Linked DNA regions of Mus musculus: regions 2, 3, 4 and 5 are each linked to region 1. The links are chromatin loops, found by intact Hi-C in ENCODE. Cell type or tissue: heart. All regions are shown on one strand. Region 1 holds the start of LOC102631992 (a long non-coding RNA gene). Region 2 has its middle 20 kb from the start of Kdm2a. Region 3 has its middle 3.7 kb from the start of Grk2. Region 4 overlaps A930001C03Rik (RIKEN cDNA A930001C03 gene). Region 5 overlaps Gm30082 (a long non-coding RNA gene).

The links. Peaks named below come from ENCODE experiments on the same cell type or tissue, not always from the same donor. Only the 100,000 strongest peaks of a DNase experiment are listed, where the experiment ranks them.
Region 2: a loop joins it to region 1, with 5 times the contacts of the local background. A loop is called at or near these places in 13 of 42 quality-filtered maps.
Region 3: a loop joins it to region 1, with 9 times the contacts of the local background. A loop is called at or near these places in 32 of 42 quality-filtered maps.
Region 4: a loop joins it to region 1, with 6 times the contacts of the local background. A loop is called at or near these places in 7 of 42 quality-filtered maps.
Region 5: a loop joins it to region 1, with 6 times the contacts of the local background. A loop is called at or near these places in 15 of 42 quality-filtered maps.

Annotation. Positions count from the first base shown.
Region 1 is chr19:4,255,081-4,260,080 of GRCm38, reverse strand. LOC102631992 (a long non-coding RNA gene) reads left to right here and starts at 2,376. Exons shown (of 4, transcript XR_003952884.1): 1 at 2,376-2,744. In heart, CTCF peaks have their summits at 703 (motif pointing left), 2,328 (motif pointing left) and 4,077 (motif pointing right); a DNase peak (open chromatin) is centred at 2,310; H3K4me3 peaks cover 1,621 bases; H3K27ac peaks cover 843 bases.
Region 2 is chr19:4,414,709-4,419,708 of GRCm38, reverse strand. No RefSeq gene overlaps it. Among named protein-coding and RNA genes, the nearest start is that of Kdm2a, 20 kb to the right of the region's middle. In heart, a CTCF peak has its summit at 2,280 (motif pointing right); a DNase peak (open chromatin) is centred at 2,308.
Region 3 is chr19:4,307,462-4,312,461 of GRCm38, reverse strand. No RefSeq gene overlaps it. Among named protein-coding and RNA genes, the nearest start is that of Grk2, 3.7 kb to the right of the region's middle. In heart, a CTCF peak has its summit at 2,382 (motif pointing right); a DNase peak (open chromatin) is centred at 2,461.
Region 4 is chr19:4,440,073-4,445,072 of GRCm38, reverse strand. It overlaps A930001C03Rik (RIKEN cDNA A930001C03 gene), which reads right to left. Exons shown (of 3, transcript NR_045990.1): 2 at 1,285-1,331. Among named protein-coding and RNA genes, the nearest start is that of Rhod, 3.1 kb to the right of the region's middle. In heart, CTCF peaks have their summits at 2,420 (motif pointing right) and 3,627 (motif pointing left); DNase peaks (open chromatin) are centred at 2,432, 3,212 and 4,602; H3K4me3 peaks cover 1,473 bases; H3K27ac peaks cover 954 bases.
Region 5 is chr19:4,202,901-4,207,900 of GRCm38, reverse strand. It overlaps Gm30082 (a long non-coding RNA gene), which reads right to left. Exons shown (of 4, transcript XR_388289.3): 4 at 4,661-5,000. It overlaps LOC102631992 (a long non-coding RNA gene), which reads left to right. Exons shown (of 4, transcript XR_003952884.1): 4 at 1-2,652. Among named protein-coding and RNA genes, the nearest start is that of Gm30082, 3.7 kb to the right of the region's middle. In heart, CTCF peaks have their summits at 2,845 and 4,518 (motif pointing right); DNase peaks (open chromatin) are centred at 730, 2,229, 3,670 and 4,102; H3K27ac peaks cover 495 bases; H3K27me3 peaks cover 1,735 bases.

The DNA.
Region 1 (5,000 bases):
ACGGCTATCCTAGCTACTAGGACTCCCCAAAGATGCTTCATGGTTATGAAATCAAATACACTAGTGTGTGTGTTCTTCTGAAATACAGGTGATAGCATTTACATTTTAATTATAATTTTATACTCTGTGTGTGTGTGTGTATACACAGATGCCACAGCTTGTATGTGGAGGCCAAGAGAACAACTGGAGGGGGTCGGTTCTCCCCTTCCAACATGTAGGTGCCAGGGATCAAACTCAGGCTTGGTGGCAGGTGTCTTTACCCACTGAGTCCTCTCACTGGCCCTAGACAACAGCATATTAACACTCTACAGAAAACTTTAAAATAACTTCAAACCATGAGTTTCATATCACTTTCACATAAAGATATGCCCCAATTTTTAAAAATACCCAGGTAGCCGCCGAACAGTAGTAGTGCACGCCTTTGATCCCAGCACTTGGGAGGCAGAGGCAGGCAGATTTCTGAGTTCGAGGCCAGCCTGGTCTATAGAGTGAGTTCCAGGACAACCAGGGCTACACAGAACCCTGTCTTGAAAAACCAAATAAACAAACAAACAAACAAAACAACCAACCAACCCAGGTAAAGAGTTTGCCTAGCTGGGCTGGCGAGATGGCTCAGTGGTTAAGAGCGCCGACTGTTCTTTCGAAGGTCCCGAGTGCAAATCCCAGCAATCACATGGTGGCTTACAACCATCCGTAACAAAATCTGATGCCCTCTTCTGGAGTGTCTGAGGACAGCTACAGTGTACTTACATATAATAAATAAATAAGTCTTAAAAAAAAAAAAAAAAGAGTTTGCCTAGCATATTCAAGGCCCTGAGTTCAACATCAAGCATCACACACACTAAATAAGCATAAATATTCAATTTTATAGACTTTGGTTTGGTTTCTTTTTCTTAATTTTTTTTTTTATTTTTAAAGATTTACTTATTATATATACACTGTATGTAGCTGCCCTCAGACACTCCAGAAGAGGGAGTCAGATCTCGTTATGGATGGTTGTGAGCCACCATGTGGTTACTGGGATTTGAACTCCTGACCTTCAGAAGAGCAGTCGGGTGCTCTTACCCACTGAACCATCTCACCAGCCCGGGTTTGGCTTTTTTCGAGACAGGGTTTCTCTGTGTAGCCCTGGCTGTCCTGGAACTCACTCTGTAAACCAGGCTGGCCTCGAACTCAGAAATCTGCCTGCCTCTGCCTCTGCCTCCCAAGTGCTGGGATTAAAGGCATGGGCCACCATTGCCCAGCTCTATTTTGTATTTTAAGTGACCTTTTATTAAATTATTTTATTTTTTGAGACAAGGTTTCTTTCTGTAACTCTGGCTATCCTGGAACCCACTCTGTAGGCCAGTGGGCCTGAAGCTCAGCTCTGCCTGCCTCTGCCTCCCCAGCGCTGTGATCAAAGGCATGCGTCACTTGGTGAGCTATAAGTGACGTTTATGATAAACAGTCGGTCTACATTTTAAAACCCCATTCCAAGCATCATCTCACTAAACACTTCTGCCTGTATTTTTGTTTACTTAAATATTTCGTTTGCTATTAAATCTGTAGGTCATATTTCTAAAATTGCTAAAGCAAAAACTATATACATTTTTAATTTCATGCTCCTTTTTACAGTAAGTGTAAGTGGGAGTGTCTATCTCCTTAAAGAGCCATCCAATCTACACACCCAAATCACTTGACAACGCTCTCAGAGGGGCAAAGGGCAGGCCTTGTAAGTACCAGTGTTTAGAAACTGAGACGCAACAGAAACTACCACATATCTAATAGAGCCTGAATCAGACTCTGGTTTCTAGATTTTTCAATCCAGGAGCCTAACTCTGGACACAAGGACGGCTGTTTCTCAGAGGTCAATTCACTGACTTCACACTGGTGCTGAAGCAGGGCTCTGGGTGGAAAACCGCCTGCAAACACCCAACTCCTACAGAGTCAGACATCCCAGCGCTCAGGGGCCCCATTCAATTCTCCCCTGATACCGTAGCCCCGATTTGAACACTTGGGGTAATGAGGAGCTCATATCTCTCAGGCTACCCCCATCCTGGGCTAGGTCCCACCTTCAAAGTCTTCTTGTGCCGACACGGGATCACTAGTGGTCACTCTGCGCCCGGAGTCAGGGTAACACCTCTTTAGGCTGTTTAAAAACATAGCAAAATCAACCCCTCCTCATAGCTCGCGTTTCCGCCCCTACTCCGCACCGTAGACGCCTCAGAGGCAGGGCATCCAAGAGTATGACCTTTCAGGCCTGGGCGGCCTCTCCTCAGGCCGCAGCTACAGCGTCGGCAGAGACTCCGGCTCGTTAGAATCAACCGCGACGCTCGGGCGCCATCTTGTGTCCATTCCTCAGGCCTATTAGTGGCAAATTGGAAACTACATTTCCCAGTGTGCCTAGCGCAACTGCACAGGCGCAAAGAACGTCCTCTCGTTTCCATAGGAACCTCGACCCCGAGTAATCCGGACAGTTACTCTGAGCGGTTTGTTAGAATATTGCTCCCTCAGATACAAAGGAGGTAGGACCGGGTTTGCAGACAATTACAGGGACAAAGTGGGGAACTTACCCTGCTACCCGGGACCAGCACTGCCAAATTCTCCTGGGTGTCCTGGAGTCCACGCGCTCCCGGGGCCTCGGCGTCCTGAGGAGTTCGGCGAGACCAGAGTTTGGCTTTCTGACCTGTAAGGTGCCTCTCGCCTTGAGCCAATTTCTAAATCTTGTCACCCTCCAGAGGAGGGCCTACGCGGCACACACACAGGTACTCCTCGGGAACGAGCAGACAGTGGGCGGGGATGGTGGGTCAAGTTGAGTGAACGTGGAAGTAGAATCCTGCCTGGGAGGAGACCCGTGCTAGATGTCTCCAAAGAAGTCCGAACCGCAGGCTGATCCCCAGTTTCAGTATTCGTCCTTGTTCCGCCCAGTACAATTGGGTTTGCGCTGGAATAGGAGACAAATTCCTTTATTTCATTTAACAGAAGTTTCAGTCTCTGTAAAATAAGGAAGGTACTTGAGCTGTGGTGGTGCACATCTTAAGAAGAAATTGATCTCTCTGAGTTCAAGATCAGCCCGACACACACACACATCGAGTCCAGGCCAGCCTCAAAAAACAAAACAAAACAAAATAAAATGGCATTCAAATCAAAAAATCCTCAAGATGTTTTCTAGCCATGCAATTTAACCTACAACTATAGTTGCTGCCTCTCCCCAAGTGCAAAGAAATAAAAGGGAGTGGAGGGTGGGGAATGAGATGATTTAAGCAAGACTCTCAGCTTGGGATGAGATCTAGTCGACCTAGGTGTGTGATTTGGGTATAGGTTTATGTGCATGAGTGTTTTGTCTGTCTGTATGTATGTGCACCATGTGAGGACCTGGTGCTAATGGAGATCAGAAATGATGTCAGATCCTGTGGAACTGGAGTCAGTGATGGTAATGAGCCCCCCATGTGGGTGCTGGGAATCAAACCGAGTCTCTGCAGTAACAAGTGCTCTTAAGTGCTGAACTAGGCCCCCACCTCAGGTTGTGTTTTGTTTGTTTTGTTTTTTGTTTTTCAAGACAGGGTTTCTCTGTGTAGCCCTTGACTGTCCTGGAACTCACTCTGTGGACCAGGCTGTCCTCAAACTCACAGAGATCCCCTTCCACCCACCCCCACCTCTGCCTCTGCCTCCCAAGAGCTAGGATTAAAGTCCTGCACCATCACTGCCCACCTCAGGTTTTTAATGATTAAATGAGATAACATTACATTTTTAGTTCAATGCCTGCATTCAGTAAGCACTATTCTAAGACTAGTGCTTCTTAGAATAGTCCTAATTTCAGGGCATATCCATTCTTCTCAGGCAGGATAGTGAAGAGGGAGCTTGAGTGTACTCCTGCAGGCAGGGTTCAGTGCCGAAGGCCTGTGCGGTGCACTTCCTGGCACAGCATGAGGGGGATTCAGGGTCCAGCGTCAGAGGGCGGGAAAGGTGCTTTTCCTCCCTTAGGATTCCTAGAGGATGTGAGTACTTACTTGTTATATGAAAGTCACTGAATATACTTAAAATATTTTTTTTAATTTTATTTAATTTGTGAGTGCTCCATCTGCGTGTTCACTTGCATGCCAGAAGAGGGCAGCAGATCCCATTACAGATGGTTGTGAGCTACCATGTGGTTGCTGGGAATTGAACTCAGTTCCTCTGGAAGAGCAGTCGGTGCTCTTAGCCACTGAGCCATCTCTCCAGCCATTACAAAACATTTTCGAAATATTCATTTTTTTATTTGATGTGTATGGGTGTTTGGCCTGTAGATGTCTGTACATAACATTCATGCAGTGCCCACAAGGGACAGAAGAGGGCGTCAGAGCCCCTAGAATTGGAGTTAACAGACAGTGTGCGCTGCCATGTAGATGCTGGGAACGCAACCTAGATCTTCTGCAAGAGTGGCCCTGGACTGCTAAATCATCTCTCAGGCCCCAAATGTTCTTTATATTCTAATCTGAGTATTCCATATCGTCACAAAGACGCCTCGATTCAGCTAACAAACATTTTTGATGTGGATGCTATGCCATAAAACATTTGTTTGTAGATTTTTAATTTTTTTTACTTTGTGTATATGTATATGCATGGTTGCATGCATGTATGTATGTATGTATGTATGTATGTATGTGCATCATGTACATGCCTGGTATGAAGGTTAGAAGAGGGCATCAGATCCTCCTGGAACTGACATTACAAATGCTTTTGAGCTTCCATATGGGTGCTGAGAATAAAACCTGGGCCCTTTGCAAGAGTAACAAGTACTCTAAGCCACTGAGCTATCTCTCCTAAACCTCCCCCTACCCCCACCCCAGCACTTTAAACACCTATTATGTATGTGGTACTGTGTGGGTACTCTGAGGAATGTGATGATGTATATAATACAGCCTTTGCTCCCAGAAAACATAGTATCTGACAGAGACGTGATCATGAGTCCAAACACTTAAGTAAAAATTCATGTAGCATTCGAGGTCTAGGTCACTGTGCTCTGGAGATTCCAGTGCAGG
Region 2 (5,000 bases), 160 kb before region 1:
CTGAAGCTGATACGAAAGATCCAAAGTACCCTGTGACTAGCCCAGAGAACAATGAGATCTAAAATGGGAGCAGCCTACCACACGCCTCTACAATGGCAGAGTGTGGAATGTGGACGTTGATTCTCTAGTCAGATGCTTCTGAGAAACAGGTTAGCTATGTGAAAAAAAGAGACTTTCCTAGCTTCAAGTCCTGGCTTTGGAGCAAAGCACGGTAACAGGACTGTAATACTAGTACACGAGAGACAGAAGCAGGAAGACTGCTACAGGTTCAAAGCCAGCCTTGTCTACTTACCTACATAGCAAACTGAAGGCTAATAGGAGCTATGTAGTGAGACCTTGTTTCAAAATAAAAGAAGCCAGAAAGATGGTAAAGACACTTGCCACCAAGGCTAACAACCCCAAAATCCCTGATCTCCAGAACCCACATAGAGGAACAAACACAAATTGTTCTCTGATCGCTATATGTACATGTGGGACGCACACAAATAAATACGAAAAGTTACAAAGTCCGAGTTGCATAATGAACCAAGTGTGTAGCCTTGCTTGCTTGTGTTAGTTTTTTGTTGTTATTGTCAGGACTTTTCTGTGTTTTTAAAGATGTATTTACTTATATGTGCATATGTGTCTATATGTTGGCTGTACATGCCTGAGGCCAGAAGAGGACATCAGGAGTCCATTCTATGACTCTCCATCTCTTCCATTCAGGAAATACCTATCCCTAGACTCGGGGCTTGCATTTTTTCATGTAATTGGGAAGCTAGCAAGCTCCAGATAACCTCTTGTCTCTGCCCTCTCTTGGAGCTGGGGTAACAGGTGTGTGTGTGTGTGTGTGTGAGAGAGAGAGAGAGAGAGACAGACAGACAGACAGACAGACAGACAGAGAGATGGAGACAGAGAGAGACAGACAGACAAAGACAGACAGACAAAGACAAACAGACAGACAGACATCTGTCTTGTTATGTAGATACTGAGATCCAAACCCTGACTACATAGCAAATGTTCTTCTTTAATCACTGAGTCATCTCTCTGACCCCTTTTTTTGATTTTGTTTGTTTGTTTGTTTTGAGACAAAGTCTCACTATATGTAGCTCAGAATGGTCCTGAACTGCAAAGATCTTCCTGCCTCTCTTTAGCTTCCTTAACTATACTTTTAGTTGTCAGTTCCCTTATTCCCAAATGCAGATAATAGCACCTTTGATTGTAAAGGCTGGTTGAATTAAGAGCTAACACAACAACATGGTTGCATATACCTGCAATGCCATCGCTTGGTCGGCTGAGGCAAGAGAATCTGGAGTTCAGTATCATCCTGGCTTATAGAAACACCCTATCTCTAAAGAAGTTAATGTGAGGCTGGAGAGATGGCTCAGCAGTCAAGAGTCTGGTTGCTCTTCCAGAGGACCCAGGTTCAATTCCCAGCATCCATAAGGAGGCTCACCACCATTTGTAACTCCAGTTCCAGACTACCAAATGCTTTCTTCTGACCTCCGTATGCACCATATATATATATGTGGTGCACATACATGAATGCAGGCAAAACACCCATATACATTAAAAATCCATGTTAATGCTAATAGTGTTTGTCCACTTGTAGACACTACTAACTAGTTATGAAATATAAAAGTAATTATTTATTGTGCAGGCTTGCTGCTGGCTCTGTCAGCCAGAAGCCAGAGCAAGCATATGAGTGTGTTCAAGGCTGGTCCTTTCATCTCAACCTAAGAGAGAGGGCAGGGCACTCAAGCCCTCCAGAAGCTGTGGGAGGAGGGAACTTGAGGATGTTAGTCTTCCTTCCTGCTGTAGGCACTGATGAGAGTCATACTCAACAGTGACTATGATGGGGACTGCAGTGCAGAGAGCAGCATGTGTCCTTTGTCCCCCAAGTCCTGTCTTTAATTCTGCATGAGAGCTTTGTAGACAAGATCACAGTCAGCAGACTGGCATGTGACATGACATTTGCTCTGCAGTCCACAGCACAGCTGGCCTCTGATCTTAAGAGGATGAATTCAAGGTACTTCCTACAGAATAAAAGACCTTACATCTGCAACGGGGCTGCTCTGGGGACTCCTGTTCCTGTTTATCTCAAGAAAAGGATTATAGTTGTATCTTTCTGGACAACCTTGGTGACTTTTTGCCTCCATTGGTATCCACAATTCTTCACTTTACAGATGAGAAAACCAAGGTTCAGGGGGACAAAGAACAGTATTGAAGATAATATGGGCTGACCAAGGCTGGGTGTTTGGACTCTGGACAATGAGTCTCATTATAGCTGGATTTCGACCAGTAGAGGGCAGCAGGGCTCAGGAAGAGCAACCTTACCTGGTTACAGAAGGCCAGCCAGCCTGTGACTTGCCCTAGCATACCATTCCCCCTGGTTGTCATCAGAGGAGTGACACTTACTGCACCAATACTTTACTAAAGAAAAATACCCAATGTCCAGAGTGGTCCTGTTAGTTGCCTATTTGGTCAGTATAGAATGAACCTAGATTGAACACAGTGTTGTCCCAAACCTACAGTCCCTTTGCATTTGAATCTGAACCCTGTATGTAGCTACTCCAGACAGCTCAGGTAACCCAGACCAGTCTCGTTTGTCAGCGCAAATGAAGGAAGCAGAGGCTGAGGACCACCAGTTGGCCAGCTCCCAACCCATACCAGAATTTGAGGGAAGTTCTGGAAAAATATTGGTGTGTCTCCATCTCAGTGAGTTTTTTAGTAGACTGGTCTACACAATGCATTCCAGGCCAGCCAAGACAAACCAAAAATAGCCCCATGGTTGGCAAGCTGGCTCAGCTAATGATGTTTACTATGAAGCCTAATGCTCCAGGACCCATATAGTAGGTGAGAACCTATACCCACAAATTATGCTCTGACCTCCACTCTTCCTCCAACATGTGCCCATACACAATCAACAAATACAACTATCCTAAAATTATTGTTCATTTACTTTTTTTTTAACAGTACTAGGAATAAAACCTAGGTCCTCTAACATGCTAGGCAAGCACATTAGCCACCTTATCTTCTTGTGGAAGTCCTCCCTTGTGGATGTGGCAGCTCAGCCGTAAGGCCCAGTCCAGGATAGGAACATTAACGCCAACAGGGCAGAAAAAAGATCTAGAGAACCAACCAACCCTAGGGATTTTCTCTGACTACTACACAGACTTCTCCCGACTAATATGGTTAAATTTTTTAAAATAACCACTTTGGGTTTGGGTTTGGTAGCATAGGCCTTTAATTCAGAGATAGACGTTGATCTCTATGAACCTACCCTGGTCTAAAACAAAACACACAAACAAAACAAAATAAGAAACCCAAACAACCAAGGATCCCAGAACAAAGAGAAAACAAACACTAAATGCCTAGTGGCTGTATGACTGTCCTTCCCAGTTCTCCACAGTCAACAGGACTAAGCAAGTGACACTCTTGCAAGGGGGTGTAATCCTGGAGGAGGTTGCAACCTATAGGGCGCTAGAGTAGGGGAGGATTCACTGAGATGTAAACAAATGATAGATATGTAAATAACCCCAAGGACTCATTCACCCTTTCTCCAACCTGGTTCCTTCCTCCTGGATTAACAGGAGGCTGTCTAATTTCAAAACAGAGAACTTTATTCCAAAGAGCTAATTGGGAGCCCTGGGGCACTGTCCTGTATGGCCTGACAGTCTAGATAGAGCCCTGGATTTCTCGGCTGCTAGCACAGCTTTCCCCAAGGCCTTCCAAGAGAATTGGTTCTCTTATCAAATCCTGTCATTATCTGAAATAATTATGAGAGGTATTAAAAGCTTTCTGGAAAATATATCAGATAGCTCAGCCAGACAAACTGACTTCTATCCCCAGAAAGCCACATAGTAAAACAAGAGAACCAAAGTGTTCTCTGACTTCCACATATGCACTATGGTATTGCACACACATGCGCACATGCATGCACTCAGGACACAGTACCTGTGTGAAGATCAAAGGACAACTTGAGGTTGTCAATTCTTTTCCACTATGTGGGTTCTGGTATCAAACATGAAACTCAGTTAAGCAGACTTGGTGGTAGGCATCTTTATCCACTGAGCCTTCTTAATGTCCCAATGTTTTTGTCCTTTGAGACAGGGTTTCTGTGTTGCACTGGCTGTCCTGGAATTTGATCTGTAGACCAGTCTGGCCTCAATCTTAGAGAGCCACCTGCCTCTGCCTCCCAAGTGCTAGAACTAAAGGACTGTGCCACCATGCCCAGCTTTTAAATTGAATTATGCAAGTAGATCCAGGGGCGTACTACTACCCATCCTGGGGGGAGTGAGTCTCTCAGTGATGCAGCTGCCTGAGTCCCTCAGTCTCCTGGCTCACTAAACTACACTTGAATAGACCTGTTTCTCTGGTTTGTTTCACTATTATCTGAATGGATGCTTACATCTCAGGAAAAGTCATAACACAAGCAGCACCCTGAGCTGTTTTGATTTTTGTTTGTTTGTTTGTTTGTTTTTGTTTCTGTTTTTGAAACAGAGTCTCATGAAACCCAGTCTGACCTTACATTTCTATGTAGTTGATAGTGACCTTTAATTTATCCTCCTGCCTCTGTCTCCCCAGTGCTGGATTACAGGACTTTGCCACCAGCCACAGCTGCTTTTTAGTTATTTTAGTGAGAGAGAGGCATGCAGATGCATGTGTAGGAAACACTAGTCAGTTTTCTTCTTCCAGTATATGGGGCTGGGAATTGAACTCAAGCTTGGTAGCAGGCACCTTTGCCTACTGAGCCATTTTAACAGTCTGATGACCACATTTCAGTGTTTTTCAGATATAGAAATCTTTTTTTCTCTTCTGGTTTCCATCTGTGCCTGAGAGCTGATCCTGTGCCACAGCTCTTCATACCCAATCCCGCTGGGAGAAGAGTTGGTCTCCCAGGAGTGCTGACTCACAGTCTTACAGGAGGGACAAGCCACAGTCAGAAACAGCAAGACCACAGATAATCAGATGGTGAGAGGCAAGTGCAAGAACATAAGCAACAGAAACCAAGGCTACTT
Region 3 (5,000 bases), 52 kb before region 1:
CTGGGCCCTCCTCTGTAAAAAGCAAACTAAGAAAATGCCTTAGAGCTGGATCTTACAGTAAGATTCCCTCCTTTCAGATGACTCTGCTTTGTGTCAAGTTGACACAAGAGCAGTTAGCAAACCACCAGTGGTAGCACGCCTTTTTCTCCAAGCACTACTGGGGAGGTAGAAGAAAGATGCTCTCTGTGAGTTCAAGGATAGCCTGCTACATAGTGAATTCCAGGCCAAACAACGAAGCAATATAGTGAGACCCTTTAAAATACACACACACACCGGGCATGGTAGCGCATGCCTTTAATCCCAGCACTCAGGAGGCAGAGGCAGGCGGATTTCTGAGTTCGAGGCCAGCCTGGTCTACAAAATGAGCTCCAGGACAGCCAGGGCTATACAGAGAAACCCTGTCTCGAAAAACCAAAAAAAAAAAAAAAAAAAAAAAATACACACACACACACATGAAATAATTCTCAGTGCTAGATCACTTGCCTAGCATGTGAAAGGTCCTAAATTTATTTTCTTTCATGTGTATATATGTTTTGCCTACATTATGTATGTGTACCATGAGTGGTTGGTGCTTGTGGAAGTCAGAAAATGGTATTAACTTCCTGCAGTTACAAAAAGTTGTAAACTGCAATGTGGGTGCCAGCAATCAAACCCAGGTTCTCTAAAAGACTGCAGTGAGTGCTTTTAACTGCTGAACCATCTCTCCATCACTGAAATGTCCTGAATTCTATCCCCTGAACTGGAAGAGAAGGAAGGTAGTAGCTAGTTTCTATCTCTGGGGAAACAGAACCAGGAAAGTTGTCACACAAGTTCAGGGCCAACCCAAGTTGCATGCTGGCCACGAGGGACGTACTACTGATCAGCACACACGGGAACAGTTGCCCTCTGAACATAAAGGTTCAGAAAAGAACAGGCTGAGCAAGAGCCTGCCATATGGAGGAAAGGTGCACAGCCCAGCTTAGGCTGGAGAGATAGATAATATAACACATTTGTGGGCTGGAGAGATGGCTCAGTGGTTAAGAGCACCACATGGCGGCTCACAACCATCCTTAACGAGATCTGATGCCCTCTTCTGGGGTGTCTGAAGACAGCTACAGTGTACTTGCATATAATAAATAAATCTTAAAAAAATTTTTTTGTTCAAGATACAGAGAGGCTGAAGAGCAGAGATGTGGAGGGAGGGTACCTAACTGAGAGATGCAGAGGCCAGGCAGGGCTCTTAAGTCTCACAGGCCACTGGAAGCAAATGAGTGTCATCCTAGGCCCTAGACCAGTCGAGGTAGAGTTTAAGCAGTGAAAGCCACAATAGAAAGACAGGGAGCCTGAGAAGAGGCTACTGTGCTTCACACAGATGGTGCTGGTGCATCTAAGGGAATCAGACAGGTAAGGAGTTGAAGAAGACTCATCATGTTTTAGAAGATGGAGACTTCAAGGGGAGGAGGGAGCAGGTTACAGTGGTGGGATCAGGAGCTCAGTGTGGACTAAGTTTTCAGCACTTACCATCACCGTGAGCAGAAATGGTGGTCCTCTCCTCTTTGCACTGCCAGCATCCTGGCCCAGTCCAGCACAATCTGGATATGGGACTTGGTTTGTAGAAAGAAGGAAATGCACTCGGGAGGCAGAGGCAGGCGGATTTCTGAGTTCGAGGCTAGCCTGGTCTACAGAGTGAGTTCCAGGACAGGCAGGGCTATGAAACCCTGTCTCGAAAAACCAAAAATTAAGAGAAGAGAAGAGAAGAAAAGAAAAGAAAAGAAAAGAAAAGAAAAGAAAAGAAAAGGGGCTGGTGAGATGGCTCAGGGGGTAAGAACACTGACTGCTCTTCCGAAGGTTCTGAGTTCAAATCCCAGCAACATGGTGGCTCATAACCACCCATAATCTGACACCCTCTTCTGGTGTGTCTGAAGACAGCTACAGTGTACTTACTCATAATAATGAATAAATAAAAATCTAAAAAAAAAGAGAAAGAAAAAGAAAAGAAAAGAAGAGAAAAGAAAAGAAAGAAGAGAAGAGAAGAGAAGAGAAGAGAAGAGAAGAGAAGAGAAGAGAAGAGAAGAGAAGAGAAGAGAAGAGAAGAGAAGAGAAAAGAAAAGAAGGGCTGGTGAGATGGCTCAGTGGGAAAGAGCACCCGACTGCTCTTCCGAAGGTCCGGAGTTCAAATCCCAGCAACCACATGGTGGCTCACAACCATCTGTAACAAGATCAAGATCTGATGCCCTCTTCTGGAGTGTCTGAAGACAGCTACAGTGTACTTACATATAATAAATAAAAAAATCTTTAAAAAAAAAAAAAAAAAAAGAAAAAAGAAAAGAAAAGGAAGAAGGAAATGATTGAAGCTGGCCTGAAAGGTCAAGTTTACAAGTTTACCTTCCTCCTATACACCACTAGGTGGCAGCACCACCTCAAAGACCAGCCTTAGCAGCCCAGAGGCCTCTTCACACTATCTGGTCCCCTGGCAGACTGAAACTGCTTTCTCAGGTCTCAAGAATCCATGAAGGATGCCCAGGAGACCTGCCCCTGGGAACAAGGTCTGGCTGGGACAGTGGGTGGGGCTGTGGGTGGGATGGTCCATCTGGGTTTCCAGGTACTGAAAGGATGGCTGGCATCTCCAAACCCACACTCAGACTCTGCTCTGACAAGTTCTTCAGGCAGATTTTTTTTTTTTTTTTTTTTTAAATAGGAACTGTTCCAGAAAACCCAGGCCAGGGTGGGGCTGTGCTCTTAGGCCCAGTCTCAGAGAGTCAGGGCAGTGCTTGTGTGAAGGTCAGGGGCACTGCTTCTGCTGTAGCTGCTAGCCCTCTTCTGCTTCACATTTCATGTGTTCAGGAGTGTGGTCACTCATTCATTCATTCATCAAACATCAATGCTTGTCTGAGTCTAGGCCTGAAATGAGCCAGGAACAATGGAGAGATGATTCAGTTGGCTAAGTGCTTCCTTCAATCTTACTTCAGTCCCTCATACCCACATAAAAAGCCGGTCTGTGACACACAGTTACGGTCCCAGCACTGGGGTGGTGGAGATAGGTGGATTTATGAGGCTTCATGTCCCACTTGAGAGACTCTGTCTCAAAATAAATGAACTGGGTGGTTGGAGAGATGGCTCGGTGGTTAAGTGTTCAGAACATGTACGTGAAGGCAGGCATGGTGGCACATGCCTTTAATCCCAGCACTCGGGAGGCAGAGGCAGCCGGATTTCTGAGTTCGAGGCCAGCCTGGTCTACAAAGTGAGTTCCTGGACAGCCAGGGCTATACAGAGAAACCCTGTCTCGAAAAAAAAAACCTAACTAACTAACTAACTAATTAACTAATAATAATAATAATCTTAAAATTAATTAAAATGAGTATATAGATGGATCCTGAAAAATTATATATAAGATTGACCAGACACATACCTGCACATAGCATGCATGCACTCATACTCACAGAATATGCACACATACTTGTAACACATATGTTCATATGCACACAAGAGAGAGATGACCGCCGGGCGTGGTGACGCATGCCTTTAATCCCAGCACTCGGGAGGCAGAGGCAGGCAGATTTCTGAGTTCAAGGCCAGCCTGGTCTACAAAGTGAGTGCCAGGACAGCCAGGGCTACACAGAGAAACCATGTCTCGAAAAACCAAAAACCAAAAACAAAACAAAAAAAAGAGAGAGATGACCATGGAGCATCAATTACAGTGGAAGTCAGTGGGTATCTCTCCTCATATATCAACATGCCTGACATTCAGGTGTAGAGATGTTATGATGTAATGGCTGCCTTCCCCCAATTTATATGTACAACAATGAATGTTTTGATTGACGATGGTTTTAAATGAAAGCAATATGGCCTGGTAGTGTTAAATGTAGAATGGAACATGCATACAGTTGGGGTCAGGGCATCAGGGCGTGGGTCTGAAAGGAACAGCAGGATTGGTTATGGAAGAAGGCACATAAAGGGGCTTCCAGGTCCATGGAAAAGCAGAAGCCCAAAGTGAAGAACTAACAGAGAGAGGAGATTCTTAGGGGATGGCAGGAACCAAGCTAAAGAGGGCAACAGGACTCTACCATTCATGCTTCAGTTTAAGAGACTCGCCAGCCTGGCGCTGGTAGTGCACGCCTTTAATCCCAGCACTCAGGAGGCAGAGGCAGGCAAACTCTGTGAGTTTGAGGCCAGCCTGGTCTACATAGTGAATTCTTGCACAGCCACAGCTCCATAGCCCTGTCTCAAAAACGAGAGAGAGAGAGAGAGAGAGAGAGAGAGAGAGAGAGAGAGAGAGAGAGAGAGAGAGACTGTTCACCTAGGCCACTAGGGTGGTATAAATCTCTATAAGTTCAAGGCTAGCCTGGTTTACATAGTTAAGTTTCAAACTAACCAAAGGCTACATGGTGAGACTCTGTTTCAAAAAAGCTAAGCACAGGTTACTGTTCAACCGAACCTGGCTTGGGCAGCAGAAAATTGGGGTCCAAAATGTCCCCTTAAGATTTTACACTTTTGACAGGTGGTGGTGGCTCATGCCTTTAATCTCAGTACTTGGGAGGCAGAAGCAAGTTAATCTCTGAGTTCAAGTTCAAGGCCAGCCTGGTCTACACCCTGTTCCAAGACAGGGATACACAAGGAAACCCTGTCTCAAAAAAAACAAACAAACAAACAAACAAAACCAAAGGAGACTTGGCAGTCTCAGGTGGGTATAGTGGCACACACCTTTGACCCCAGCGCTTGGAAGACAAAGGCAAGCAGATTTCTGAGTTCAAAGTCATCCTGGTCTACAGAGTGAGTTCCAGGGCAGCAAGGGTTACACAGAGAAACCTTGTCTGGAAAAACCAAAACCAGAAACAAAAACAGGACTTTTCACTCTTGGTAGCTCTGGGGCACTAGACAGCTGTTGTTTGGCCTTGAATGTACAGTAATCCCATCAGATCTAGATTTGGGGACAGCCATTCTGGTCAGAGCCTGTATCAGAGGGCAGTTTTAGGAACCCTGAGAAATGGACAGGTCAGAGGACTCTCAGGAGGCTGTAGTGG
Region 4 (5,000 bases), 180 kb before region 1:
AGCTTAAGAACAAAGAAAATTTAAACTTGCAGCATCCCCCGTAGGTCATAGGGCACAGACCACAGACTAGTTAGTGCCCCATGTCTGGAAAACCATAGCCTTACAGAGACCTGAGAGGCTATGGGAAATGGGCTTGGAAGGCACCAGCATCCCAGATGAGGCAGAAGGTCTTTGCTGGCAGGAGGGGACAAGAAAAGGGCTCAGTGGGGAGTTGAAGACCTGTAAGATAAGGGAACAAGCACAGCTGTAGGCAGAGGTGGTGAGCAGGGTGGACTACTCAACAATCTCTAGGTTTAGGGTGCATTAAAGAGAACTTGAAATATAAGATGTTCTCCAGGCAGTAGTGGCGCACACCTTTAATCCCAGCCAGCACTTGGGAGGCAGAGGCAGGCAGATCTCTGTAAATTAAGGTCAGCCTGGTCTACAGGGTGAGTTCCAGGATAGCCAAAGTTGTCAGGGAACCAAACCAAACAAAAAAAGTGAGGGATATTCAGAGCTGGAGAGATGTCTCAGAGGTTGAGAGCACTGGCTGCCCTAGCTGTGGACCCATGTTTGGTTTCAAGCACCCACATGGCGGCTCCCAAGTCTGGAATTCCAGTTCCAGAGGATCTGGTGCCCTCTAGGTCATGCTTGTGATTCACTTACACACATGCAGGCAAAACACTAATACACATAACACATAAAGTACCAATCAAATCTTTTCTTAAAAATCAGAGGCGCTACTGGAGAGAAAGCAGGATGGCTGGGGTGACTGGAAGACTAGCCCCAACCCCATCTTCTTCCATGATTCCCTCCGCCTGTCTCTAGCACTTCCCTTTCCCAAGCTCCCTTCCTTCCCCACCCTTTCCTCTTTCCTATTCCTTCGGCCCAGGTCTATGGACCTGCCTTCAGAGTTCCAGGCCCCTCTCACCAAGAACCCACCCAAAAGGAAAGGTGCGGAGGCCAATAACTAACCCAGTGTTGCCAGAGGCAGGCCTGCCCATAGGAAGAGGAAGGTGCATCCCTCAGCCCCCACCGACGACAGCATCACTTACCTTCTCCTCCGTCTCCTGCCTGAGCCACCTCTCTGCCTGCACATACCCAAAGTGACAAGTTACTCAGGAGAGCGAGCAAGTGCTGAGGTGGCCACAGGGCTTCCTCCCTGTTCATCCATTGGGTAAGCCCAACAGTAAGTAGCAGGGCACGTAGGGGAAGCCAAAGAGGAGGTCCATGCAGCGGGGAGCTGCTTAGGAGGAGGCATCTTCCAGGTCCTGTCCTGCAGGACAAAGACCTGGGTCTGCTTACCTGCAGTATGAGAAGTCACTGTACTCTCGGGGCCTCAGTTTCTGCAACTGAAAATGAGAGTTTTAGACAAGTTAGCTCACAAAAGGCTCCTCACACCTCCAGCTTTATGTTTTTAAATTTTAAAGATTTTTCATTTTACATTTAGATTTTGCTTGAATGTCTATGTACCATGTGTCTGCCCCCTGTCCACAGAGGCCAGAAGAGAGCATAGAATCCCCTGAAACTGGAGTTACTGGCTGTATGCTACCCACCTGGTGCTGGGAACCGAACACAGGTCCTCTGCAAGAGCAACAAGTGCTCCGAGCCACTGAGCTGTCGCTCTGCCTTCCTGTCTCTCTCTCTCTCTCTCTCTCTCTCTCTCTCTCTCTCTCTCTCTCTCTCTCTCTCTCTCTCCCTCTCTCTCTTTTTAAGATACAGAGCCTCACAGATATGGAGGTAGTCTCAAATTCACTATATAAGCCAAGCACAGTGGCACACGCCTTTAATCCCAGCATTTGGGAGGCAGAGGCAGGCAGATCTCTGAGTTGGAGGCCAGCCTGGTCTACAGAGTGGGTTCCAGAATAGCCAGGGCTACAGAGAGACCTTGTCTTAAAAAGAAAAAAAAAATCACTTTGTAGATAAGGATAACACCAAACTCCATTTTCTCCTGCCTCTGCTTCCCACATGCTGTGATTAGAGACATTTGTTACCACCCTGGCAGAATTTTTGAAGATTATGCATGAACAAACTCTGGAACTCAATGATGGGGTCTAAGGCTTAGCTCCTCCAACTTCCAGCCAGACCTTAGTCAAGCTATTTCTCCTCTTCCAGCCTCTTGTTTCTTCATTTTTCAAAGGTGCATAGGAATCATATATACGTCAAAGGACAGACTAAAATGTCATGTGCCAAGTGTCTGGCACACAACAGGTGCTAGGTTTATGTGAGGGCAAAGTTTTGAGTGGCATAGTCTGTGCTGAGCCCAAGGGCTTCTGGAATCTGATGATTGGAACTAAAGAGAGAAGCCATGAAGTGCACACACAAAGGCTTGAGGAAATCTACCCAAGCCTTCCCAAAGGCAAGACCATATCCACACAAACACCCAGTACCCTAGGCCAGGAACCCCAGAGGAAAGCCCAAGGAATAACCTGCAGAGAGCAGAGCGGCCACACGGTGGCAGTAAAGAATCAGAACAGCCTGTGATGCCTAGCTGCAGGGGATTATAGAAGGGGGGCCAGAAAATGGGGCAGAAAGTTAGGTTTGTTCTTGGAGCAAGTAGAGAGTGGAAGGTAATGACTTCTTTGCAGAACACACCCCCGCCTCTTGTCACATGTTGTGTGCACTTCTCCTTCATCTGTTTGCTTATTTATGCACTTATTATTCTTTTTGAGACAGGGTCTCACTACATAATCATGGCTGGCCTGGAACTTGCTATGTAGACCAGGCTGTCCTTGAACTCACAGAAAACCACTGCCTACTGAGTTCCTGGGGTTACAGGCATGTGCCACCACAGCACTCAGCCATTTGGCCAGCCTTGTTCTTTCAAACCCCCTTTTCCGTCCTTCTCTTCTTCCTTCCTGCCCCCTCTGCTTCCTCTGTCCTTTACTCCCTCTTTTCTTCACTTATCCTTTCCTTTCTCTTGCTATGTTTGTCCAGCCAGCCTGTCAATTAGACATAATATCCGGAACCACAGCTGGCGCCAGTCTGAGATAGTCTGGGGTACAGAAATGGGTCAGCTGTGGCCCCTGCTCTGAGGGGGTCATGGCTCTGCTGGAGACCTGCAGCACCAATAACAACATTCCAGACCGTTGCTGGCCCCACCTCCCCGGCCACTCTGAGGCCTCCAGGGCAGTCACATGCTACACGGGGTTCATAAAGGATTCTCGGCTTGGAATTGATGGGGCCTGAAGGGGGGCTGAGTCACTCACGGCCGGAAGTCAGCAGCAGCCACAGTAAACAGAAAAACAGCAAACAGCAAGCACCCCAGTGAGGCCAACTGTGTGGCCACCCCACCCCACTCCAAAAATAAACGTCAGGAAAACATTGTAGTCCAGAGTCCAGCAATGTCAGATTTGGGGAAATTCCTGGCTACCAGGGCAGATGGCCATGGGTCAGTGACTGACTGATACGCTTTTCCCAGGAGCCTGAACATAGAATGTTGATGAGGCTGGCCCAATCCAAGCAGCTGCCTCCCTCTGGGGTTCAATCCCCAAGTCTCCAAAACAAGAAGTAGAAACCTACTTCACAGTGTGAGAGCTGACAGCAATAATGTACAAGAACTGAGATTTGGGGACAGCCGTAGGGTCCCCCTTAAGAAGTCACCAGTTTCCTTCTCTGCAAAATGGAACTAGCAAATCCTGCCTCCTGGTGGACAGTCCCTGAATAGCAGCTATCACCCATTAGTATGTGTTGTTATTATGAGGTATACAAAGAAACTATAACGTGTGACAGTTGTCAAGTGTGTCATTAGAGTGATTATCCCTATAGCAACCAAGGCCACCTCCGCCTGACTCTCAGCTTCCTCCACCCTTGGTCTAGCTCCACCTGCCTCCCAGACTGGCCTTATGACAGGTAGGGATGACAAGGCTGACAGCTGACTGGGGGGGGGGGGGCTCCTCACCACTCCTTCTGGGCATCCTGTTCAGCCACACACCCAGCTTCATGCCAAGTCCCGCCCAGCCCTGTGGCGGTTTCGGGAAAGGGGCATCCAAAAGGTGGAGCTGGGGAGGCTTCTGGGAGGCTCCTTCCATACAGCTGACCTCTGGCCCAGAGGGAAACTGGAAACTGCCTCCTTGAGACACAGTGAGGATCAAATAGGGCTGAAGGTCCTCTTCACTGCCTGACTTTGAATACAATGGGAGATGAAGTCATGGAGGTGAAACCCAAAGACTTCTGACCATGGTCCACTTAGCTTCCATTAAACACCCAGTCTGAGGTCTGGGGAGACAGGCGAGACCTTTTTCCCCTCTTTTTTAGACAGAATATCTAATCCATGCTGGCCTTGAACTCACTGAACAGCCAAGCTGACATTGAGCTTCAGATTTTCCTGGCTTCACCTCATCAGTATTGGAATTAGAAGCATGGATCTCCAAGCCCGGTTTATGTGGAACTGGGAATGGGACCGAGGCTTTCATGAGTGCTGGTTAAGCATCCGGGCAGCGCGGCTACATTTCCAGCCCACTTATGCTCACCAAAAGTTAAAAAGAAAAATCTGATCACAAAGAAGGTTGCGGAGATTTAGAGAAAAGTAAGATTTATTCCTGAAATCCAAAGTGCTCCACCCTCCAGATACTAGCTCCTCAGCCAAGTCCCGCCCTCTGTCCTGTCGCTAAGAAGTGGGGGCGTGGCTACCTTGCTCCAGTCTCTTCGAAGAGCCCCTTTTTCCTTTCTCCTGTCCTGACACCTCCTATTCTAGGCTTCTCAGAGTCGAGGTTTTGATCGGAACAGTGCAGGGTCCCCAGACTCTAAGAAACTAAGGATCATCTGCATTGATTAAACATTATACCAAAGAGCTGGAGAGATGGCCCAGAGGTTAAGAACATTGGCTGCTCTTCCAGAGGATCCCGGTTCACCCACATAGTGGCTCATAATGTCTGTAACTCTAGTTCCAGGGTTTCCGAGTGCAGAGGACACCAGGATGCATGTCTATGTCTATACATGCAGATAAAACGCCCACACGCGTAAAAAATAAAACTAAAAGGCCATCATACTATATACCATAATATGAACCATTCATGACA
Region 5 (5,000 bases), 52 kb after region 1:
CCCAACAAGGACTCTGGACAGATCGATCCATCAGGGGGTTTGTTATCAGAAATTCCAGACTGGGATTTGCAGTGGCTGAGCATGCACAAGCAGGGTTCTGAGTTCTATCCTCTGCACTGGGTAGAGTGGAGGCCCAGATCCACCAGCTACAAGTGACCCTCTCCACCTCACAAAATCCTCAGAGTTGTGGTGAGGCTCACATGAAACAGTGAAGCAAAGGCTTTGCAAATTGCAGAGCTCCAAGGAGATTCAAGAATCCTCTAGTCTCCCACATGCCGCTGCTGCTTACTTACCTGCCTGGAAGTGCAAAAAAAAAAAAAAAAAAAAATTAATTAATTACACATTAAAAATTAAATCCTCCCCACGGACAGTCTCACACAGCCCACCTGAGGCGGGTGCTATTGCAGGTGCCACCTTATCACATGGGAATCCAAAGCACAAATTGTACAACTTGCTTAAGATCATAGAGGCAGGCAACTTAGCTCTAAAGCAACCCTGCTTTTAATCTGTGATCCTTCCCCATTCTGTCTCTATATCCTGAAAGCTCCTTCATGTCCACAAGAAAACCTTGGAATGACACCTTTTTTGCCTTGTTTCCTCTTATGGGACCTAAAATAAGACAGGAATCAAGACTGGTACCCACAGATGCATGCTTGACCCAGGGTCAGGCCAGCCACCCTGGATTTGCCCTGGGATCTGGGACTGGATGTGGTGTCTGTCTCCCTCTGCTGGTCCCATAGGGGGACAGCCTGGCCAACCTGCTTTCCCTAGAGCTGGTTGATGTCCATGTCTCCCCAGCGGTGGCTGGTTAAGTGTAGGGAACATTCAGGAGACAGGGGACTCGGGCCATATCCTGGTCCACAGAAACTCTGTCACCTTCTGGAATTCCTGTGGCAATGGTATTGTCTTTAACAGGACCCCCAAGGGGTGGTCTTTAGGGAGGTCAGGTTGCCTCCCTGATGCCTGCCCAGGGGGCCCCCAAACAGCCTCTTTTCCCTTCTAACTCATGAATGGAGCTGTCATCCGTGGATTTATCTAAACCTTTTGTGAAGCTATTTATATTTCCAACCGGGACCACATCTTGGGGTAATGAGTTCCATCGCTGTCCTCCCCTGCTGGGTGAAGCATGCTGCCTTTGATTTGTCCTAAACTTACCTCACTTGCACTCCAAGGGGGCCCTGTAACTCCAGCATGCCAGGTTTTGGTGAACAAGCTGAGCTTCCCCCTTTCCATCCCCCTGTGGGTTTGAAAAATTCCATTCCTTCTTCCCTCTACCTCCAGCCCTGCAGACTGAAAAGTCCTGGTCCCTCGTGTGTGCACTGTGTCTGTGTGTCTAGAGTGTGGCCATATCTTTATCCCATGGGAACCTCCAGAAGACCCTGAAAGACATAAGCACTACCATCCTGCCTGCTCTGGGGGCTCAGGACCAGCGAAAACCCAGAATGGAAGGACCACATAGTGGCTCAAAAGAGCAGCAGCCTGCTTTCTTAGCTGCTCTCAAGGGCTGCTTCTTCCTCCTGTCCCAGACACAGTCATAGAAGGTTCTCCAGCCTGTGGGCTCCATGCCTTTCTCTGTACCTTCTCCTGGGGAGACTTTCCTCCAGGATCCCTTCATCCTGGACTAATCTGATGGTCTGCTCTGTTGCCCTCTCTGATTCTTAGGCTACAGTAAGGATGGACTACACAGTTTGAGCAGATAGGATACCATCATTGCAATAGCAGATTGAAAGAGCTTTGTACACATGAACTAAATAAACTTTCACGGTAGCTCATCAAAGGAGTGACCCTGAGTACCTCCAGTCTATACATTAGAAAATTCAGACTTTAAGAGCACCAGCCTAGCTGGGCAGTGGTGGCGCACGCCTTTAATCCCAGCACTTGGGAGGTAGAGGCAGGCGGATTTCTGAGTTCGAGGCCAGCCTGGTCTACAGCGTGAGTTCCAGGACAGCCAGGGCTACACAGAGAAACCCCACCTCTAAGAAGAAGAAAAAACCCACCAGCCTAATGCCCATTTTCACACAACTTTGGATGGAGCCAGAATTCAAGTCTTGCAAAGGTTCTGAATCTTTGTTCTTCACTTATTCAGCATAGATTCATCAAACTAATGGTACGTGCCAAACATCGCTCTGATTGATGGGGCAGATGCCAGGTAACAAGAAACCCTGGGCAGGGCTTGGCAGCGGGGGCTGGCAGCACCTGGTGTGCTACACGTGCGTCACAGGCAGGCCAAATGGTGTTCTCCCTTCCTAGTGCCCCAACATCTCAGAGCTGCCATGTCTACTTGGTTACCCCAGAGTAAGCACACAAATGCCGTATCTACAGCCTATACCAAGACAAACCCAGGTGAACCCCAACTCTCCAAACTCTTCTGCACTTCTGCTATTTACGCCAGTTTGTCAAAACTCCCACGTGACAGCATATTCCCAGAGCCATAGATTCCTGCCTTTCCCCAAGGTGCAGCTTCACAATGACTTGTAGTGCCTTGTTCTTTGTCAGCTGCCCTGTGTGACCCTCCCAACCCAGCCCCAGAGCCGTGGCTCTCACTTTGTAGCTCCCTTCCTCAGGTCTTCAGGCAAATGCCCTACCTGGACATGCTGTTCTAGAGGAGGCTCTCTTCTCCCAGCATTCCCCTCCCCTCTCCTCTCCCAGTATCCTTTTGTCCTCCCTGTAGCACCTACACACCATACTCGGAGATCAGGGAGCTTTATCTTGTCTCTGTTCCAAACTTGGAAAATTGCACCCAATGTGTGCTGTATGTGTTGATGCAGTGGATGGCTGAGCACCAAGTCCCAGCTTTGGGCTCCCTGTGATGTGATTCAGCCCTAAACAGCTAGGGGGAAGTGGTTCTAGAAGGAATTGGGTCCCGGCAAGAGGATGCCTCTGAGGGTTTGCAGTGGCAGCCACCCTTCATCACCGTCCCAGATACACTTACATTTACACAAAGCAAATGAACCTTTGTAGGAAGCTGCCTCCAACATGGGGTGAGGTGAACACCGTAAGTTTGGGGGTTGAATCCTGAGGTCATCCCATCATCTCTTGCAACTGCATTTGAGGGAAAAATGGAGGTGCAGAGGGGCCTTGGCCTGCTCCAGGCCATCTGTGCACAGAGCTGGACTCACATTTTGCTCTACTTTCAGGATGGACCCAAGCCCTCTTTGGGTGATCCATCTCCCACTCAACATAATAACGTCTCCCGTGGGTCCCAGCTCCCTCCCCCTCTTACTGTGCTTGTGGGTAAACTTGCATGACTGGATGTGCTAACTGCAAGACAGAATGGTGGATTGGAAAGCTCCATACTAGACTCACAACCCAGGAATGGGGCAGGGAACAGACCCTAGAAGAGTTTGTCTGCAAGGATTACACCCCAGGGAAACCCTTCAGGATCTTAAGTGTCAGGTTGGAGGGAGTCTGGGCGAGCATCCTGTTCCTTACCTTCCGCAGTCCAGTGTACTACAGGTTTCTGGCATTGAGTGAGAAAACAGGAGGGTGATCACTCTAAAGTATCCTTTCTCCTTCTCCTAGTATATACGACCTCATATACACTAGAATAGCACCTTAACACCCAGTATGTCAGGGACAGAACAGGTCAATCAGCAGCCGTCTCCTTTGCTTCCAGGGAGCCTTCTGTCTTCCAGGGAGCCTCGCCTTCTGTCTCCTGTTGAGACAGCCTGGCTGCTCAGGCAGGGGACAGGGGAGGAAGTGGAGGATGTTTTAAGATCTCACCCAGTCCTGGGTAGGGTGGGAGGATATCTTAAGAAGAAGAAACAGGAAGCACTGGGGATTTGCTTGCTTGCTTGCTTGTTTTTGAGACAGGGTTTCTCTGTGTAGCTCTGGCTGCCCAGGAACTCCCTCACTCTGTAGACCCCTCTGCCTCTCCTGGGATTAAATTAGTGCCCCACCAGGCCTGGTTTAACCCAGGGCTTTTGAATGTTAGATATGTGTTCTACTCAGATTTACACTCCAGCCCTTTATTTTTTCTTACATCTATTATTAGTGTGTGTGAGATTGGCAGCCCTTCCGTGGAGTGCTTGTGGGCGTCAGCGGGCAGCTTTCGGGGTTCTTCCTGTTGGGCCCGCTGCTGGCTGCGGAGCTCCTGTCCTCAGGCCGCACAGAAGCAGCTTATGCCCCCCCCCCCACCCGCCTGGCTCGCCTTGAACGTTCTCTGTCATCTCAATAGGCCTTGAATTTTCAATCTTTCCACCCCAGCCCTCCAAGAACCTGAGATTACAAACCTGTGCGAACATGGGCTAAGCATGGGAGAGTAGAGTTATCAGGAGAGGGGGTGCTGTGGGCAGAGGTGGAGGGTGGAGCAGCCTGGTTAAACTGTGCCACATACTTAACTTTTTCCTTTCCTTCCTTCCTTCCTTTCTTTCTTTCTTTCTTTCTTTCTTTCTTTCTTTCTTTCTTTCTTTCTTTCTTTCTTTCTTTCTAAAAAGATGTATTTCTTTTATTTATATGGGTGCTCTATCTGTACTGCATGCCAGAAGAGGGCATCAGATCACCATGTGGTTGCTAAGAATTGAACTCAGGTCCTCCGGAAGAGCAGCCAGTGCTCTTAACCACTGAGCCATCTCTCTAGGCCCTCCTTTTTCTATTTTTTTGAGACAGGGTCTTGCTATATAGCCCAGGCTGGCCTCTCAAGTTCTCGAGTCGCTAGTGGTAGGATTATAGGCATGAGCCACCATACCTGGCTCAACACCTATTTATTGATCCTAGGCTGGGTGGGAAGTACACAGAGCAATAAACAAAACAGAAGCAGTTCCTGCCCACATGCAGCAGCCACAACAGCAGGAAGCACAAATATTAAACACAGAGGAAACTGGGACACACCATGGCTCAAAGCCTAGGGTTTTCTCTGCTGAGGGAACCTTTGCTGTTGAGCCCAGGAAGAGAAGTCAGCATGGGAGAAGCAGGCTACAGCCTTGGAAGCAGCCAGAGTGGCCGCTAAGAGCCTGGCAGGGCTATGGAGATAGGTGATCATGTGGGGTAGGAGACAGTGA